2 separate regions of the Homo sapiens genome follow, and region 2 is linked to region 1. Evidence: read pairs that join two places in POLR2A ChIA-PET (ENCODE). Cell type or tissue: GM12878. All regions are shown on one strand. Links, peaks and the distances in the headings refer to the core of each region. The heading gives the core; the rest is flanking DNA. Region 1 has its middle 6.0 kb from the start of MTCL2. Region 2 overlaps DLGAP4 (DLG associated protein 4).

Evidence for each region. Peaks named below come from ENCODE experiments on the same cell type or tissue, not always from the same donor. Only the 100,000 strongest peaks of a DNase experiment are listed, where the experiment ranks them.
Region 2: POLR2A ChIA-PET joins it to region 1 with 5 read pairs; 2 of 35 experiments call an interaction of 5 or more read pairs at or near these places.

What each region holds. Positions count from the first base shown.
Region 1 is chr20:36,866,240-36,872,746 of GRCh38, reverse strand. It overlaps the pseudogene RN7SL156P. Among named protein-coding and RNA genes, the nearest start is that of MTCL2, 6.0 kb to the right of the region's middle. RefSeq lists an enhancer at 259-765 and a silencer at 5,589-5,658. In GM12878, for the core only: no CTCF peak of the experiment used is centred there; no DNase peak of the experiment used is centred there; H3K27ac peaks cover 372 bases.
Region 2 is chr20:36,515,912-36,522,418 of GRCh38, reverse strand. The region is part of intron 10 of DLGAP4 (DLG associated protein 4); the gene reads right to left. All of the region lies in intron 2 of DLGAP4-AS1 (DLGAP4 antisense RNA 1), which reads left to right. Among named protein-coding and RNA genes, the nearest start is that of MYL9, 22 kb to the left of the region's middle. RefSeq lists an enhancer at 2,761-2,830. In GM12878, for the core only: no CTCF peak of the experiment used is centred there; no DNase peak of the experiment used is centred there; H3K27ac peaks cover 327 bases.

The sequences.
Region 1 (6,507 bases), core at 1,071-6,070:
CGGTGGCTCACACCTGTAATCCTAGGATTTGGGGAGTCTCAGGTGGGAGGATCGCCTGAGCCCAGGGGTTTGAGAACAGCCTGGACAACATGGCGCAACTCCATCTCTACAAAAAAATTTTAAAAATTAGCCAGGTGTGGTGGCACATGCCTGTAGTCCCAGCTACTTGGGAGGCTGAGATGTGAAGATCACCTGAGCCTGGGAAAGTCGAGGCTGCAATGAGCCAAAATCACATCACTGCACTCCAGCCTGGGCAACAGAGTGAGACCCTGTCTCAAAAATAAAAGAAAATAAAATCTCTGATCTACAAACACTACAGGAAAGGGTGAGGTTGTGGGGTTCTCCGTCAGTCACCCTGTGCTCCAGGGCCGGCAGGCTCGGCCCCTGCTGGTTTCCTCTCAGATGAGATGAGGACGTTTCTCACTGGACTGTGGTGACATTAGGCGAGGTCACACACAGGAAGCTATGTTTGGCAGGCAGTAGACGATCCATTGAAGAGGGGGCTACTTCTCTGTCCCCAGCTCACAGTAAGATCTCAATGACTGCTCTGTTGTTGACTCACAGAACTTCAAAGCTGGAAAGGGCTTCAGTAGCCTGCCCCTGGGATGGGAATCCCCTGGGGAATGTGCCCAGGTCACCGGCCTGTTAGGTGGGTGAGCCCACCGTTTCACAGGTAGCTTGTGCCATCTTTTCACAGCTGAAAGAGACCCTATTCTGCTGGTCTTGGTGGAGAGGACATGGGTCCCCAGATGCCCTGCTCGTGGCCGGGTGTCCTGGGGCAGTGTTCCCTCCGGGAAGTGTGGGATGCCAAAAGGACGTGTATTATGGGGAAAACAAGTAAGCAAAGGGCCCTGTTGCCACCTCAAACATGGCTGTTGCAATGTGTGTTTAAGCTGTAAATGGCTTGGGGCTCACATGCCTAGCACTTCTTGCCACCCCTCCTCCAAGCTCAACACCTGAACCACTGAGCACTTTGAGAAGCCAATGGGGTTTGCCTTACTGTCCCATTCTGTGTCCTCATGGTCAGGAAAACTCAGCGTGTGATCTGGCAGGAACATCAACTGCCACATAACCGGCTGCTAGAAAGCTTCCGTGATGGAGGCTGGGTACAGTGGCTCATGCCTGTAATCCCAGCACTTTGGGAGGCTGACGTGGGCAGATCACCTGAGGTCAGGAGTTCAAGACCAGTCTGGCCAACAAGGCGAAACCCTATTTCTACTAAAAATACAAAAAAAAAAAATTTTAGCTGAGTGTGGTGGCGCATGCCTGTAGTCCCAGCTCCTTGGGAGGCTGAGGCAGGAGAATCGCCTGAACCCAGGAGGTGGGGGTTGCAGTGAGCCGAGACTGCACCACTGCACTCCAGCCTGAGCGACAGAGCAAGACTCTGACTCAAAAAGAAAAAAAAAAGGCTAGGCGCAGTGGCTCATGCCTATAATCCTAGTACGTTGGGAGGCTGAGGCAGGTGTATTCCTTGAGGTCAGGAGTTCAAGACCAACCTGGCCAACATGGCGAAACCCCGTCTCTACTAAAAATACAAAAAAATTTAGCCGGTTGTAGCGGTACACACCTGTAGTCCCAGCTACTTGGGAGGCTGAGGCAGGATACTCGCTTGAACCCAGGAGGCAAAGGTTGCAGTGAGCTGAGATTGTGCCACTGCACACAAGCCTGGGCAACAGAGCAAGACTCTGTCTCAAAAAACCAAAAAAAAACAAGAACAAAAATCTTCTATGATGGAATTCCAGATACCAGAGGGCCTAGCAGATGTCTGGACTCTGCCTTGAAGTTTACCTTCTTTTTATATCTTTATTTATTTATTTATCTTACTTTATATTTGAGACAGGGTCTTGCTCTATTACTCAGCCTGGAGTACAGTAACATGATCATAGCTCAGTGCAGCCAGTCTCCTGGGCTCAATCCTCCTGCCTCAGCCTCCTGAGTACCTAGGACTACAGGCATGCGCCATCATGCCCTGCTAATTTCTTTTATTTATTTATTTTGTTTTTGTAGAGACGGGGTCTCGCTATATTGCCAAGGCTGGTCTTGAACTCCTGGTCTCAAGTGAGCCTCCCACCTCAGCCTCCAGTGTTGACATTACAGGTGTGAGCCACTGCACTCAGCCTATTTTAATTTTTTTTTTTTTTGGACGGAGTCTTCTTCTGTCACCCAGGCTGGAGTGCAGTGGCTTGATCTTGGCTCACAGCAACCACTGCCTCCTGGGTTCAAGCGATTCTTCTGCCTCAGCCTCCCAAATAGCTGGGACTACAGGCCTGTGACACTATGCCCAGCTAATTTGCATTTTTTTTTAGTAGAGACAGGGTTTTGCCACGTTGGCCAGGCTGGTCTCAAACTCGTGACCTCAAGTGATCCACCTGCCTTGGGCTCCCAAAGTGCTGGGATTACAGGCATGAGCCACTGCACCTGGTCCAGCATGGGAGTTTTGATCTGCTATTTCTGACCTGGGCCAGTTCACTCCTCCTTGGGCAACCTAGTGGTCCCTGCTCCGGGGGAGGTCACCATGCTGATGCTAAACTTAGTGCAGACACCAAATCAGCATAGCACACTCTAGCCCAGAACTCCAGGGTTCAAGCCATTGTCTTGCCTCAGCCTCTCGAGTAGCTGGGACTATAGGCACTGCCACTGCGACCAGCAATTTGCCTTCTCCATTCTTCTTGACCAGACCTCATGCTGCCTCTTTCAGAACTGCAATAGTCATCCAGGAAAAAATTTAAGTGTCTAATAAAAGGGGGAAAGGTGAAGTGATTCATGGAACATCATCCATTCAGTGGATTATTTCTGTGTTGTTGTTGTTGTTGTTGTTTTGACAGTTTTGCTCTTGTTGCCCAGGCTAGAGTGCGATGGCGTGATCTCGGCTCATCACAACCTCTGCCTCCCGGGTTCAAGCAATTCTCCTGCCTCAGCCTCCCAAGTAGCTGGGATTACAGGCATACGCACCACCACGCCTGGCTAATTTTGTATTTTTAGTAGAGGCAGGGTTTCTCCATGTTGGTCAGGCTGGTCTTGAACTCCCAATCTTGGGTGATCTGCCCGCCTCGGCCTACCAAAGTGCTGGGATTATAGGCATGGGCCACTGCGCATGGCCCAGTGGATTATTTCTTTCTTTCTTTTTTTTTTTTTGAGACAGAGTCTTGCTCTGTCTCCCAGGCTGGAGTGCAGTGGCGCGATCTCGGCTCCCCGCAAGCTCCGCCTCCCGGGTCCCTGCCATTCTCCTGCCTCAGCCTCCCTAGCAGCTGGGACTACAGGCACCCGCCACCACGCCTGGCTAATTTTTTTGTATTTTTAGTAGAAACGGGGTTTCACCGTGTTAGCCAGCATGGTCTCGACCTCCTGACCTTGTGATCCGCCCACCTCGGCCTCCCAAAATGCTGGGATTACAGGCGTGAGCCACCGCGCCCAGCCCAGTGGATTATTTCTAAGTATGAAGAGTGATGTTTGCAAAGAGCTTATAAATGTGTTATAAATGTGTGGGGATATGCTTCTGCTACCCTGTTAAGCGAAAAAAGCAGGATACAAAATTGCATAGGCAGTAAGATTTCAGCTATGCAAAAGAAACTTGAAATTAGCAAAGAGAAAATGACTAAAAGGGAATACACCCGGTGTTCACTGGGCTGACTGGCTCCCCTTTGAACTTCAGGTGAGTATAAGATGACCAGACACTCCCTGACATGTCCCAGAAGGTTTGATTTTCACTCTCTGAGATCTCTTCTTTCTCTTACTCTGAATGGCTGGCAACTGCATTCTTCATTGAGAAAACAGAAGTGGGCCAGGCACAGTGGCTCATAACTGTAATCCCAGCACTTTGGGAGGTCGAGGTGGGTGGATCACTTGAGGTCAGGAGTTTGAGACCAGCCTGCCCAACACGGTGAAATCCTGTCTCTACTAAAAATACAAAAGTTAGCCAGGCATGATGGCGGGCACCTGTAGTCCCAGCTACTTGTGAGGCTGAGGCAGGAGAATTGCTTGAACCCAAGAGGTGGAGGTTGCAGTGAACTGAGATGGCATCACTGCACTCTAGCCTGGGCGGCAGAGTGACACTCCATCTCAAAAAAAAAAAAAAAAATTAGCTAGGCGTGGTGGCACGCACCTGTAATCCCAGCTACTCGGGAGGCTGAGGCAGGAGAATCATTTGAGCTTGGGAGGTGGAGGTTGCAGTGAGCTGAGATCGTGCAACTGCACTCCAGCCTGGGCAACAGAGTGAGACTCTGTCTCAAAAAAAAGAAAGAAAAAAGAAAAAGCAGCAGCCGGGCATGGTGGCTCACACCTGTAATCCCAGCACTTTGGGAGGCCAAGGCAGGCAGATCTTGAGGTCAGGAGTTAGAGACCAGCCTGGTCAAAATAGTCAAACTCCGTCTCTACTAAAAATACAAAAAAAAATTAGCCAGGTGTGGTGGTGGGCGCCTGTAATCCCAACACTCAGGGGGCTGAGACAAGAGAATTGCTTGAACCTGGGAGGTGGAGGTTGCCGTGAGCCAAGATCACACCACAGCACTCCAGCCTGAGCAACACTGTCTCAAAAAAAAAAAAAAAAGGCAAGGCCCTAACTGTTCAGTGGCTCCTTGAATAACTCAGTTTAGGCCAGGCACAGTGGCTCACACCTGTAATCCCAACACTTTGGGAGGCCGAGGCGGGTAGATCACAAGGTCAGGAGATCGAGACCGTCCTGGCTAACACAGTGAAACCCCGTCTCTACTAAAAATACAAAAAAATTAGCCAGGTGTGGTGGCGGGCGCCTGTAGTCCCAGCTACTCTGGAGGCTGAGGCAGGAGAATGGCGTGGACCTGGGAGGTGGAGCTTGCAGTGAGCCAAGATCGCGCCACTGCACTCCAGCCTGGGCGACAGCTCTGTCTCAAAAAAAAAAAAAAAAAAAAAAAAAGAATAACTCAGTTTAAAGGCTGCCTCCTTGGCTGGGTGCAGTGGCTCACACCTGTAATCCCAGCTCTTTGGGAGGCCAAGGTGGGCAGATCACAAGGTCAGGATATCGAGACCATCCTGGCCAGCATGGTGAAACCCCCGTCTCTACTAAAAATACAAAAATTAGCTGGGCATGGTGGCGCATGCCTGTAATCCCAATTACTTGGGAGGCTGAGGCAGGAGAATCGCTTGAACCCAGGAGGCAGAGGTTGGAGTGAGCCAAGATTGCACCACTGCACTCCAGCCTGGCAACAAAGCTAGGCTCCATCTCAAACAAAAAACAAAAAACAAAAACAAAAACAAAAAAGGCTGCCTTCTCTGAGAGGCCTTCCTGACTCCCCTATTTAATGAGGTTTCCCGACCGATTCCTCTAATTTTCCCATAGCCAGTTGCTTGTTTTTTAATCTGTATAATGAAAAAACAAAACAAAACAACTTTAGTTTAAAAGGAAAAAACACACCTCCTCTTGGAAGCTTTCCAGGAGTGAGTCTCCATTCAGTTTTCATCACGTTGGTCAATTTAGCAGCTTGAATGGGAGAAATGAAACCGTTTTTCTACTTGGGTAATCAGCATCTTCACTTCCTATGTTATATAATTCTTACAAGGTAATGCTTCAGTCTCTTTTGAGTAGCGCTTTCTGCAGCACACACTGTGTGTCTGTGCTGGGCACTTCGCAGCCCAATAGGGTACCACAACAGGCCCTGGAATTGGGCAGCTCTGGGTTCAAGTCAATCCCAGCCCTGCCACATCCAAGCTGTGTGACCTTGGTCACACATTCCAGCTACCCAGTGTTATGTAACAAATGACCCCAAAACTTAGTGGCCGAAAACAACAATACTTATTTTGCAGTTTGGGCAGGGTTGGTGAGACAGCTCATTTCTGCTCCACTTGTCCACTGGGGCAGCTCCAAGTCTGGGGGCTGAATCATCTGCAGGCTCACTCTCTCACATGTCTGGTGGTTAGTGGGGACCAGAGCTGGAGTTGTTGGCTAGATCACCTTCATGCGGTCTCCCCATGAGGCCTGGGCTTCCTCCTATCATGGTGGGTGAGTGGCCAGAGAGACAGAGAGAGAGAAAGAGAGAGAGAAGCAAGCTGGGTGGAATCCATGTTGCTTTTTATGACCTAACCTTGGAAGTCACAGATGAACACTTCTGCCATACTCTGTTGGTTGAGACAGTCACAAGATCTGCTGAGATTCAAGGTGGGGGCACACAGTGCCCCCACACACGTGCCGCACACATGTGCCGCTCAATTGGAGGAGCATCAGTGTCACATTGTAAGAAGAGCAATTGGGATGAGATATACCCTTTGGAAAATATTAATCAGTCACAAGAAGTATCTTCACCTTTTGGAGATCCTTTACTGAAATGTGGAGCACAGAGCCCGGCACACAGGAAGAGGCCACGCATCACACAGCTGCAGGATGTGCCGGCGCAAGGACGGTCACCCCGTCTACAATGTAGCCAGTTCTGGACTCTCAACAAGTCTTATCTCCTTTGTGGTATCCCTGGTCTGAACTGACCCTGAGTCCACAGCCCCTACGTCAGCCCCACCTAGTCCCTCCCCACCAGAGCCCTG
Region 2 (6,507 bases), core at 537-5,536, 350 kb after region 1:
GAGGCTTGAGGCAGGAGGATCACTTGAGCCCAGGAGTTCAAGACCAGCCTGGGCAACAAAGTGAAACCCTCTCTCTATGAAAAAATTCAAAAATTAGCTGGGTGTGGTAGTGGATGCCCATAGTCCCAGCTATCCAGGAGGCAAGGCGGGGCGGGAGGATTGTTTGAACCCAGGGTTTCAAGGCTGCAGTGAACTATGATGGCACCACTGCATTCCTCCAACCTGGGTGACAGAGCAAGACCCTGTCTCAAAAACAAAAAAGAAAGAGTGTGGACTGCAGCAAGAGCTTTCCTGAACCTAGCCGGCAACAAGGAGAATGACAGAGGTGGGGAGGTCCTGCACTGTGAGGAGCCCTGTAGTTGCCTGTGGAGAAGAAAATCCTGATAGAACTCTTCCAGGCACCCATCCCACGTACAGATTCCTGCCAGCCTGGGACACAGTCCTGGCCCGTCTCTCACAATGATCTACTTACAAGAGCTCATCAAGAAAGAATTCACCTCATTAAGAAATTAGTAATTAAAAGGGAACTGACACAGGAGTTAAAGATATTACAGGAACAGCAAATGGCACATGAATACTTACCAGAAATTGTTGCCAGGGAATAGATGAAAATTGTAACATTTATCCAAGAATATGTAAAAGAGCTCAAAGCAGAGATAGTAAGACAATGGAAAGAGATAAAACAGGGGCTCTGGAACTAGAGCAGGAGGAAAATCAGGCCATCATAGAAACAAGGCCACCCTGGAGATCGTACAGAGATTCAACCCTGCTGAGGACTTGTCCTGAGTAGCAGAGCCCTACAGGGAGAGGAGGGCTGAAAGGCTTCAGGTACAAAATGCTTCAGCTGCCCCATGAATAGAATAAAACTTTAATTTTAAATGAATAGTTAAGCTGGGGGGAATAAAATGAGCTCCCCAGGGTAGACAGTGGGGACCTGTGTCTGGCTTAGTTTAAAGAAGAGTGGGAATAAAAGGGAGTCTTAATTATTATATAAGACTGCACCTGGGTACTTTATCTTTTTAGAAACAGAAGTAGGGACTAAGTAATAAAAAAGAAAAACTACTAAAAAGAGATTCAGAGGCATGGAAGAGAAAGAACATGCATCTATCAGAGTTCTAAAAGGGGACAGAGGGATGGGAGAAATCAGAGGGATCATGGTTATGAACGTGGAGGCTCACGCCTGTAATCCCAGCACTTTGAAAGGCAAAGGCCAAGGCAGGCAGATCACTCGAGGCCAGGAGTTCGAGAGCAACCTGGGCAACATGGCAAAACTCCGTCTCTACTAAAAATACAAAAAATAGCCAGATGTGGTGGCACATGCCTGTAATCCCAGCACTTTGGGAGGCCAAGGTGAGGTCGGCAGTTCAAGACCAGCCTGGTCAACATGGCAAAACCCCATCTCTACTAAAAATACTAAAATTAGCCGGGCTTGGTGGTGGACACCTGTAATCCCAGCTACTCAGGAGGCTGAGGCAGGAGAATCACTTGAACCCGGGAGGCAGAGGTTGCAGTGAGCCAAGATCACGCTACTGCACTCCGGCCTGGGTAACAGAGGGAGACTCTGTCTCAAACAAACAAAACTCTCAGATGAAAACATAAGACCAAATCTCCATGACCTTGGATTTTGCAATGGTTTCTTAAGACACCAAAAGCATAAGCAATGAAAGAAGGGGAAAAAAAAAAAGCAGATAAAGAAGGGAAAAAAAAGCAGATAAACTAGACGTCATTAAATGGAAAACTTTTTATGCATCGAAGGACACTATGAAGAAAAAAGCTGGGTGTGGTGGCTTATGCCTATAATCCTAGCCCTTTGAGAGGCTGAGGTGGGTGTATCACTTGAGGTCAGGAGTTTGAGACCAGTCTGCCCAACATGGTGAAACCCTGTCTCTACTAAGAATACAAAAATTAGCTAGGCTGGTGACGCATGCCTATTAATCGCAGCTACTCGGGGGTGCTGAGGCAGGAGAATCACTTGAACCTGGGAGGTGGAGGGTGCAGTGAGCTGAGATTGTGCCACTGCACTCCAGCCTGGGCAACAGAGTGAGACTCTGTCTCATAGAAAAAAAGACACTATGAAGAAATGAAGCCAACGCACAGAATGGGAGAAAATCTCTGCAAATCATGTATCTGATAAGGGTTTAATGCCAAGAATATATATATATAAGAATTCCCTACAACTGAACAACAAAAAGATAAACCCAGTTTTAAAATGTACAAGGATAGTTCTCCAAAGATAGATGTTCAGTAAATATGCTCAACATCTCAACAGCATTAGTCATCAGGGAACTGCACATCAAAACCATAATGATACTTCATACCCATTAAGATAGCTATCAAGGCTCCTGCCTGTAATCCCAGAACTTTAGGAGGCCGAGGTGGAGTACCACTTGAGCCTGGGAGTTCAGGACCAGCCTGGGCAACACAGTGAGACCTCTTCTCTACCAAAAGAAAAAAAAAAAAACAAACTGGGCATGGTGGTGCACACCTGTAGTCCCAGCTACACAGGAGGCTGAGGTGGGAGGATTGCTTGAGCCCAGAAGGTCAAGGCTGCAGTGAGCTATGATGGCACTATTGTTAATTTCAGCCTGGGCAGCAGAGTGAAACCCTGTCTCCAGAACAAACAAACAAACAAACAAACCCCAAAAGCTATCAAGAAAAGTGGAAGCAAGTGTTGCAAAGATGTGGAGAGATTGGAACCCTGTGCATTACTGGTAGGAATATAAAATGATGCAGCTGCTGTGGAAAATAGTTGGGTGGTTCCTCAGAAAGCGAGACATAGATCTGCCACATGATCAACCAATTCCACTTCTGGGTATAAACCCAAAAGAATTGAAAACAGACTTAAACAGATACTTGTACGCCAATATTTATAGCAGTTTGACTCACAGTAGCCAAAAGGTAGAAACAACCCAAGTGTCTGTCAATAGATGAATAGACTCTGACTAAAAAGAAAATCTGTGTGTACATGCACGCACGCACACGCACGCACACAGACAGAAAACTCTAAACCTCATATAAAATATACTTCTCACACATGGAACATTTGCTAAAAATGACCACATTCTTGGCCATAAAATATACAATAAATTAAATTACAAAGAACTGACTGGGTATCATACAGATCATGTGTTTTGTTTTTGAGATAGGGTCTCTGTCTTGTCACCCAGGCTGGAGTGCAGTGGTGCCATCACGGCTCACTGCAGCCTTGACCTTCTGTGCGTGCGCAATCCTCCTGCCTTAGCTTCCTGTGTAGCTAGGACTACAGGAGTGCACCACCACGCCCAGCTAATTTTTTTTTTTTTGAGATGGAGTCTCGCACTGTTGCCCGGGCTGGTGTGCAGTGGTACGATCTCGGCTCGCTGCAACCTCTGCCTCCCGGGTTCAAGCGATTCTCCTGCCTCAGTCTCCCAAGTAGCTGGGACTACAGGCGCGCACCACCACACCTGGCTAATTTTTGTATTTTTAGTAGAGATGGGGGTTTCACGATGTTGACCAGGCTAGTCTCGAACTCCTGACCTCGTGATCCGCCTGCCTCAGCCTCCCAAAGTGCTGGGATTACAGGCATGAACCACTGCGCCCGGCCTAATTTTTTATTTATTTATTTATTTTTTAAATAGAGAAGAGGTCCTGCTATGTTTCCCAGGCTGGTCTTAAACTTCTAGGCTGAACTGATCCTCCTGCCTCAGCCTTTCAAAGTGCTAGGATTGTAGGCATGAGCCACCAGATCATGTTTTTTGACATTAATATAAATAGGTTAGAAACCAGTAATGAAAACATAACTAATAAACTCCCATATAAAAACAAAGATTTACACATCTAAATAACCCAGTCGTCAAAGAAATCACAGTGGAAGTTGCAGATCTTGTCAGATACAGCTAAAGTAGTAGTTAAAGAGAAATGCATCGGCTTCAAAGCTTATATAAAAGGACAGGCTGAAAAAAATGAATTAGCTTCCAATTTAAGACATTAGTAAGGGAATAATACAATTAACCCAAAGAGAAGAGAAATTAATAAAAATAAGAGGATTAATAAAATTAACAAACCCTGTCAGACTGATCAAGATCAAAAGAAGACAGATGCAAATAAAGATTAGGAATGAGTAAAGGATAATGTGATATAGCTATACTAGAAAAGATACTCAAAACTAGAGTTATACACAACCATGAAATAAAATCCTGGTTTTTTTTTTTTTGAGACCGAGTCTTGTCTTGTTTTGTTGCCCAGGCTGGAGTAAAGTGGTGGGATCTCAGCTCACTGCAACCTCTGCCTCCCGAGTTCAAGCAATTCTCCTGCCTCAGCATCCTGAGTGTAGCTCGGATTACAGGCACCCGCCATCATGCCCAGCTAATTTTTGTATTTTTGTAGAAATGGGGTTTCACCATGTTGGCCAGGCTGGTCTTGAACTCCTGACCGTGAGCTGTCCACCTTGGCCTCCCAAAGTGCAGGATTACAGGTGTGGGCCACTGCACCTGGCAAAATCCTGTTGTTAAATTCCTTCAGAGACTATGAGAAGAGGAAACGTCCCACACTGATTTTTGAAGCTAGAGAACCTTAAAACTACAACAGGACAAGGATAGAAAGGAAAGATTACAAGCCAATGTCTCATGAACAAAGACAAAATTATTAAATCACATATTAAACCCGGCAGTGTACTAAAATAATATATCATAAATTTAGCTGGGTTTATTCTGAGAATGCAAGACTGATTCAACATTGACAATTGTAATCACTTCTGATTCTGGCTAAGACAAACCAGTGAGTGTCAGACAAGCTGACTTCTCCCAACCACCAACAAATTAAAAAAAAAAAATCAGTAACAACAACTCATTTTCAAAACATTAAGAAACTACTAGGCCGGGCACGGTGGCTCACACCTGTAATCCCAGCACTTTGGGAGGCTGAGGTGGGCGGATCACCTGAGGTCAGGAGTTTGAGGTCAACCTGGCCAACACGTTGAAACCTCATCTCTACTAAAAATACAAAAAATAACCGGGTGTGGTGGCACATGCCTGTAGTCCAAGCTACTCGGGAGGTTGAGGCAGGAGAATCGCTTTGCTCTGTTGTCCAGACTGGAGTGCAGTGGCGCAATCTCAGCTCACTGCAACCTCCACCTCCCAGGTTCATGCAATTCTCATGCCTCAGCCTCCCCAGTAGCTGGGATTACAGGCGCCCGCACCACGCCTGGCTGATTTTTATATTTTAAGTAGAGACGGGATTTCATCATGTTGGCCAGGCTAGTCTCAAACTCCTGGCCTCAAGTGATCTGCCCACCTCGGCCTCCGAAAGTGCTGGGATTACAGGCGTGAGGCACTGCGTCCAGCCTTTTCTTTCTTTTTTTTTAAGACACAGGTTCGGCCAGGCGCAGTGGCTCATGCCTGTAATCCCAGCACTCTGGGAGGCCGAGGCGGGCGGATCACGAGGTCAGGCGTGAGCCACCGCACCCGGCTGTATTTTTTATAGAGATACAAAATATAAAATTAGCCAGGCATGGTGTTTCGTGGGGTTTCATTATGTTGCCCAGGCTAGTCTTGAACTTTTGGGATCAAGTGATCCACCTGCCTCAGCCTCCCAAAGTGTTGGGACTACAGGCATAAGCCACTACGCCCAGCCATACACAGAACTTTTGATTTTTTTTCCTTCATATCTAACAGCAACTTTATTCAGAGGAAATGAAACACAGCAAGCCTTTAGGCATAGTGTGAATTTCCCAGGACAAAGTACTGTCAATTTTTTTTTTTTTTTTTTTTTTTCCTGAGACGGAGTCTAGCTCTGTTGCCCAGACTGGAATGCAATGGCGCAATCTGGGCTCACTGCAACCTCTGCCTCCCGGGTTCAAGTGATTCTCCGGTCTCAGCCTTCCAAGTAGCTGGGATTACAGGTGCACGCCACCACGCCCCGCTAACTTTTTGTATTTTAGTAAAGATGGAGTTTCACCATGTTGCCCAGGCTGGTCTCGAACTCCTGAGTTCAGGCAATCCACCCACCTCGGCTCCCAAAGTGCTGGGATTACAGGCATGAGCCACCGTGCCCAGCCAGTACTGTCACATTAAAACTCTGAGGCATGGCATGCGAAGTACTAGAATCCTACAACAAGTTATACTAGGATCAGGATTAGAATAAGGATTCTGTTGTTAGCATTATGCCAACTCTCTATAATGTGCACACTGTCTACTAAGCACAGCATAGGCTTCTGAAAACAAGTGATCTGTGTGGACCTTTTATTTTTAACTGGGCACATAGCCTGGAATCAAGCATTTCCTAGACTCCCCTGCAGCAAGATATGCATAGTTGTATGTCTAAATTCTGGCCAAAGCAGTGGAAGCAGAAGCAGTGCGTGGGCCAGCTGTTCTCCTTTGCTGTTGGTTCCTTTGCTGGCTGGAATGCACTTAGGATGCTGGGATCCAGCAGCACTCTGACAGTTGAGAAGATCTTATCAATGAAAGCCAATTAATGGCATCAAACTGCAAGGAAACAAAAAAGCCTGTGGCTCCACCATCACTATCTGAG